2 separate regions of the Homo sapiens genome follow, and region 2 is linked to region 1. The links are chromatin loops, found by intact Hi-C in ENCODE. Cell type or tissue: dorsolateral prefrontal cortex. All regions are shown on one strand.

Evidence for each region. Peaks named below come from ENCODE experiments on the same cell type or tissue, not always from the same donor. Only the 100,000 strongest peaks of a DNase experiment are listed, where the experiment ranks them.
Region 2: a loop joins it to region 1, with 4 times the contacts of the local background. A loop is called at or near these places in 2 of 110 quality-filtered maps.

What each region holds. Positions count from the first base shown.
Region 1 is chr14:26,393,249-26,395,748 of GRCh38, reverse strand. The region is part of intron 1 of LOC105370418 (a long non-coding RNA gene); the gene reads left to right. Among named protein-coding and RNA genes, the nearest start is that of NOVA1, 200 kb to the left of the region's middle. RefSeq lists an enhancer at 790-1,483. In dorsolateral prefrontal cortex, CTCF peaks have their summits at 1,298 and 1,501 (motif pointing left); a DNase peak (open chromatin) is centred at 1,019.
Region 2 is chr14:25,832,560-25,835,059 of GRCh38, reverse strand. It overlaps LINC02306 (long intergenic non-protein coding RNA 2306), which reads left to right. Exons shown (of 3, transcript XR_001750924.2): 3 at 1-2,052. Among named protein-coding and RNA genes, the nearest start is that of LINC02306, 4.7 kb to the left of the region's middle. In dorsolateral prefrontal cortex, CTCF peaks have their summits at 1,130 (motif pointing left) and 1,153 (motif pointing left); DNase peaks (open chromatin) are centred at 1,129 and 1,539; H3K4me3 peaks cover 1,429 bases; H3K27ac peaks cover 2,406 bases.

The sequences.
Region 1 (2,500 bases):
ACCTCTAAATATTATTTCAAAAACTGGTTTTGTTATGGTTAGAACCAAAAGCTAACTAATGTTTATATACAAAGAACAGTTCTGTTTACCCTTCTACTGTGAGGCATATTCACATTTGGTTGAAGTGAAAAAGCTCTGTCTTAATTGGATATATCAGAAAAGGAAGACATTAAACTAGCTAGATATGAGAACTTGTTTTCATTAGGTAATTGCCGTCGGAGGTCTTAATGAAGGTAGAATAACCTTTCCTCAAACAAACAAATTGTAATTCTTAATATGACATGCAAATAAAAATCTAATTCATGGTTGTACATACTGGGCCTTTATGGCTCACTATTCTTTTCTGTGGGCCCAATATATTTTTATGAAAAGAACTACCTCATAGCTCAAGGACTATGGCCTTCCTCTGTGGAAAGAAGTTGGCTACTGAATCCTGCTTTCCACCCAGGAGGACACTATTACCTCTCCCCGGGAAGGATGTGTGCTGCTGAGTTGTTGCTCTGATGAAATATAACGGATGTACTACAAAACATCAGAAGTTTACCTGGTCTCCTTTGCAACTAGAGTACTCATGCAGGGTGGTTTAGCTGGGGACTGAGGGGAAGTGGTTCACACAGGGTTGGGCTAAAGTCTTTGGTTTCCTTCTTCCTTGTGGTCCAGGTGAGGTAGCAAAGGCCATTCCTCCTCCATTGTGCTGTGTTCAAGAAAACTGCAGAGTTAAGAAAGAACAAGGATCATCAATCAGGACTTCTGGGACTTTCATTTTTAACCAGAGTTGAAAACACAGGGGCTTGGAGACCTTTCTGGTAACCCTTTAAACTGAAGTCAAAGGGTTCAAAAAGAAAAGGAAAGTCTATGAAATATATACCGAAGGCAGAAACCACAGTGAGAGAGGGAAGTAATATGTGATTTGGGATAGATGCCTTTGACATATTCATTGATCTCAGTGACTTGCAGAGTGCTGATAGCACTCTGGCCTCAGGGTGAGGCGCCTTGCCAGCTTCCAGATCAAAGGAGTGCCTAGGTGCTGAATCCCTGGCGTACTCCCAAGCAAAAGTGCCTGGAGCCACATTTGCTAATTACAGGTTGTGTTCTGCTGTTTCCAAACAGGGTGAAAGTGACAGAAGTTTAACTGTGAATAATTACACACTTGAATAAGTATGTGATTAGCACTATTTGTTGTGGTTGGGACTGGAGTGATGGGACAAGAATGGAGTGATTGCATTATTTACAGCTTAATTGTAGACAAGTAATTACTTATGTAAGCTGATGGTGTGAGGTCACAGAGGACCTGCAAAAGAATGTAGATGATCTGAAATTCAACTTCTCAAGCCAGTCACTGCGCCTCCCCCATCCCTTTTGAGCTTGATAAAGAGAACCAACTATGCATTTCTTGAATGAAATGCTTAGGAATGTTAAATGTCTTGTTCAGTCTAAGCAAAGGATCAGCAGAGATATTTTAAAAATCTCAGCTTCCAAAGTAATAAATCACAAATGCCACCTAGTGGCTTTTAGTATCCAGTGGCTGCATTATCTGTAGACTGTAGCTATAGCCCAGTTAAGGAGAGGACTTTTCTAGTCGGGGAGTGGGTTGTTCAGTTAGGAAAATTGAGATGAATGGACCAGGACTCAAAGTCCTTCAGCCTGCCTCTCCCTTCACTCAGCTCTACTAGAACATCAGAGCTGAAAACTCCCCCCACCTTACACCATTGTAACTTCCAGTAGTGCAGTAGAAATTTGACTGCAAATCACTGTGCAGTTTTTATTTTCCCCTGAGCCACTAACATAATAAATGAGGAAGTCAACAGCTTTCATGATTTGGGAGTAGATTCATGGTTGCATTTTGCTGGCTGCCGCTTCTCATTCACAAGGTGGTTGAAAGCCACTTTTCCAATATCACATGCCTGGTTTCAAGTGTTCAGGTCTAGATTTAAATCTGGAGGGATTCTGTTGTCATAGACCCTCCCAGGGAGTGTGCTATTTGAGAAATGTATTGAGAAAGGTGGGGTTGAGAGAATGAACAGCCCTCTCCCCAGCTTGTTTTTATAATATTGCTAAAAATAAATAGACAAATCAATTTTCCTCTAACAGCTCAACACTGGACAAGTAAAATTCTTTGACTAAGATGCAGAAAATATTGCTGTAAACCCAACAGCACAAGCTGAGAGGTAAACAGGCCTGCTGTGCTCTCCGTGTAGATGCTGCCTTTCCCAACCAATTGAAACCACTGTTTCTCTGGTTGTAACACCAGACAAAAAAAAAAAAAAAAAAAAAAAAAAAAAGGAATGGTGATCCTCCAGTTGTTTCAGGCCACAGATTCAAGAATATTATTTGTAGGAGGAGGCTACTTTCCATTTGAAAGAGCTATGATTTCATCTGTCATGCCATTTATCATTTCCTATTTTGGGTCAATTTCCCTCTGCATTTGGAGCCCTCAGCAGAGTGTCCATGCCACTTCTTTGTGGGACATTCTCCTGCAGATGACCACTCCTACCCTACC
Region 2 (2,500 bases), 560 kb after region 1:
GTTAAGGAAGAAGACGGAGAGAAATCAGTGTTTAATTTTATCCAAAAGATAAGAGACAGAGGAAGAAAAAGAAGTACAGAGAGGAAGGGTATCAAGAACCAATGCTGATGGTGTCAGAGGCAGATACTCCTCTGTTCTGTTCAGTGAAACTATCATGAGAGCCCATTGACTCTTCTGTAAGAATTTGTATAGTTTGCACCATGACACCGTGCCTCAGACTGTCTTAATGACTCATTGTCCCTGTTTTGACACAACCTAACGTGATCAGGAGCTCATCAGCTAACTCAAAATTTGTTTTCTGAAGGTTGAAATGAGACACCATCTAAAGGTGTACTTGCTATAGTCTCACCTCTGAGTAAGGAAACAAATGCTTTGTGACTTTGTGTCTTTCAGTACTATACGATTTGGGATACTATAGCTCAATGTACCATTATAGCTCTTTCCATGGATTTCTAAAATATGCCTAACGAGTAACCAACTTAATCAATCCCAAGTATCTTGGTGGAAAAGATTTCCCCTCCCAACATCAAAAACCCTTCAGATAAGATGAGTGCATAATAAGGCCAATGTTTATTTATGTAGCTGTTGTAACTTAAAAGAGATCTGAAGGAAACATTTATTCAGTATCATCAAGCCACTAATAACTTCCATGCACTCAATATACTGGTCCATTGGCTATGAATGCATTCTTACTTTTACAGCTTCCCTAGAAATTCTTTATCTGAAAATTTACCAAAAAGCAACTCATCGTATCATACAGTAAGAAACTAAAAATCTATATCTAAGACATATTGTTGCTGTTTCGAACAAACCTGGAATATAATTTGATAATTCAATGAAAATTTGTTTGTTTCATATTGTGTATGTTAAAAGAAGTAGCATTAACTGGAATCATCAATCAAAAAATTTCCCCAACATCTCCCGGCAAGTGATTGCAACAGCAGCTGGAAATTTGGTAGACATCTTTCCTTCCTAATTCCTTCAGCAAGAACATTTAGAACGCTGTAATGATTGGCTCTAAGGAATCTTGTGTTTATGAAAAACTATCCTGCTTCTGCCTTATGCATTCAAATTTGTCTCCAACCAGACTCTTTGTACGCCCTGAAAGCTCCCAGAGGCTTTTGACTACGTAGTACTGCCCCCATGTGGGCCAAGGGTGTCAATCGTACAAGGAGCACCTGCATTGCATTTTTGACATTAGCAGAGGGAGGTAAAAACTATGATTTTTTTGGTAGTTTTTATCCTATACATTGATTTGAATTTTCAAGGGAAATAAACTTTTCCAGTCTCAGAGTTAGTCATAAAAAGTAGCTGGGTTAAGATGCCTGGAAATAAAGAACAGAGGAGAAGGGATAGGAAAATCTAGGCCAATGTTCTCTCTCACCTGGGATTCTTGTTTTTCTCCGCCCAGAAGGTCAAATCTCAGATGAATTAGTATGCAGATCACATACACAGCAACTACAGTTCCAGACTAGGGAATGTGCTAATTGGCTCACCCGCCCGAAGTACCGGGGTACCAGTCGTCTGACACATAGCCTCTGAGGGAAGCAGGACTTAATGCAGGACACAATGTTCTCACCACTCTGCACTGTCCCCTATCCCTGCTTCTAGCAAGCAGCCTGGCCATACGCAGCGATGGCTGGAGCACTTTCATAATTATTCCTGCTTCGTAGACTAATGTGTACACTTGGGATTTTAAAATGCTATCTAATTCAGAAGAAATTAAAATTAAAGCCAGTGTCCCTCCAGGCTCCTTTCCCCATACATTTCTCCTGTAGTGTTCCAAACAGTGCTCTAAATAGCATCATGCATAAAAAGGTAGGTTAGAAACTCGGCATTGGTGGTGCTAACACCCTTTAAATCTGTCATAGCATTGAGAATATGGTTAAAGCTAGTCCCTTACCAGACAGTACAATACAAGAAACAACTCTTTTGCTAGTCCTCAAAGAAGTTAAATAATTAAAACCCCTTTTCTAATTCCTTTATGATTAGAGAAAATACCTTATAAATAAATGAGTAAATAAATAGCATCTCAAATATGAAGATTACTTGGTTACTTGTTTGTAACTCCTTTCACTATTGGCCTCATCATTCCGACTCATGAACTGTTTTGCTCTCTTCTGGGATTGTTTCCTAAAGAGGTGGGATGCTTCAGAGAAGAAACATAGAATTTCCTAAGTGTTAGCACCCGTCTTGTTCCAGGAAGCAATGATATGCTTAGAGCTCTCTTTGAACAGGGAGCTGTCTGAATCATATGGTATCCATGTTGCTGATGCAATAGGATCAGGAAAAACGACAGCCGTCAGTTGTTGATTAAGTCTGTTAAGTTATCCAGGCTAATGAGGTGGAGGCTTTTCATGCTTCCCCTGCCTAATGTCTCTCATTAAATGTACACTTATCAAATATTCAGAAAATTGTGGTAGTCATAATAGTGGTAATAATAGCCACATGATGACAATGGTGAAAAAAGAAAGCATCCTTGAATGGAAGAGGTTTCATT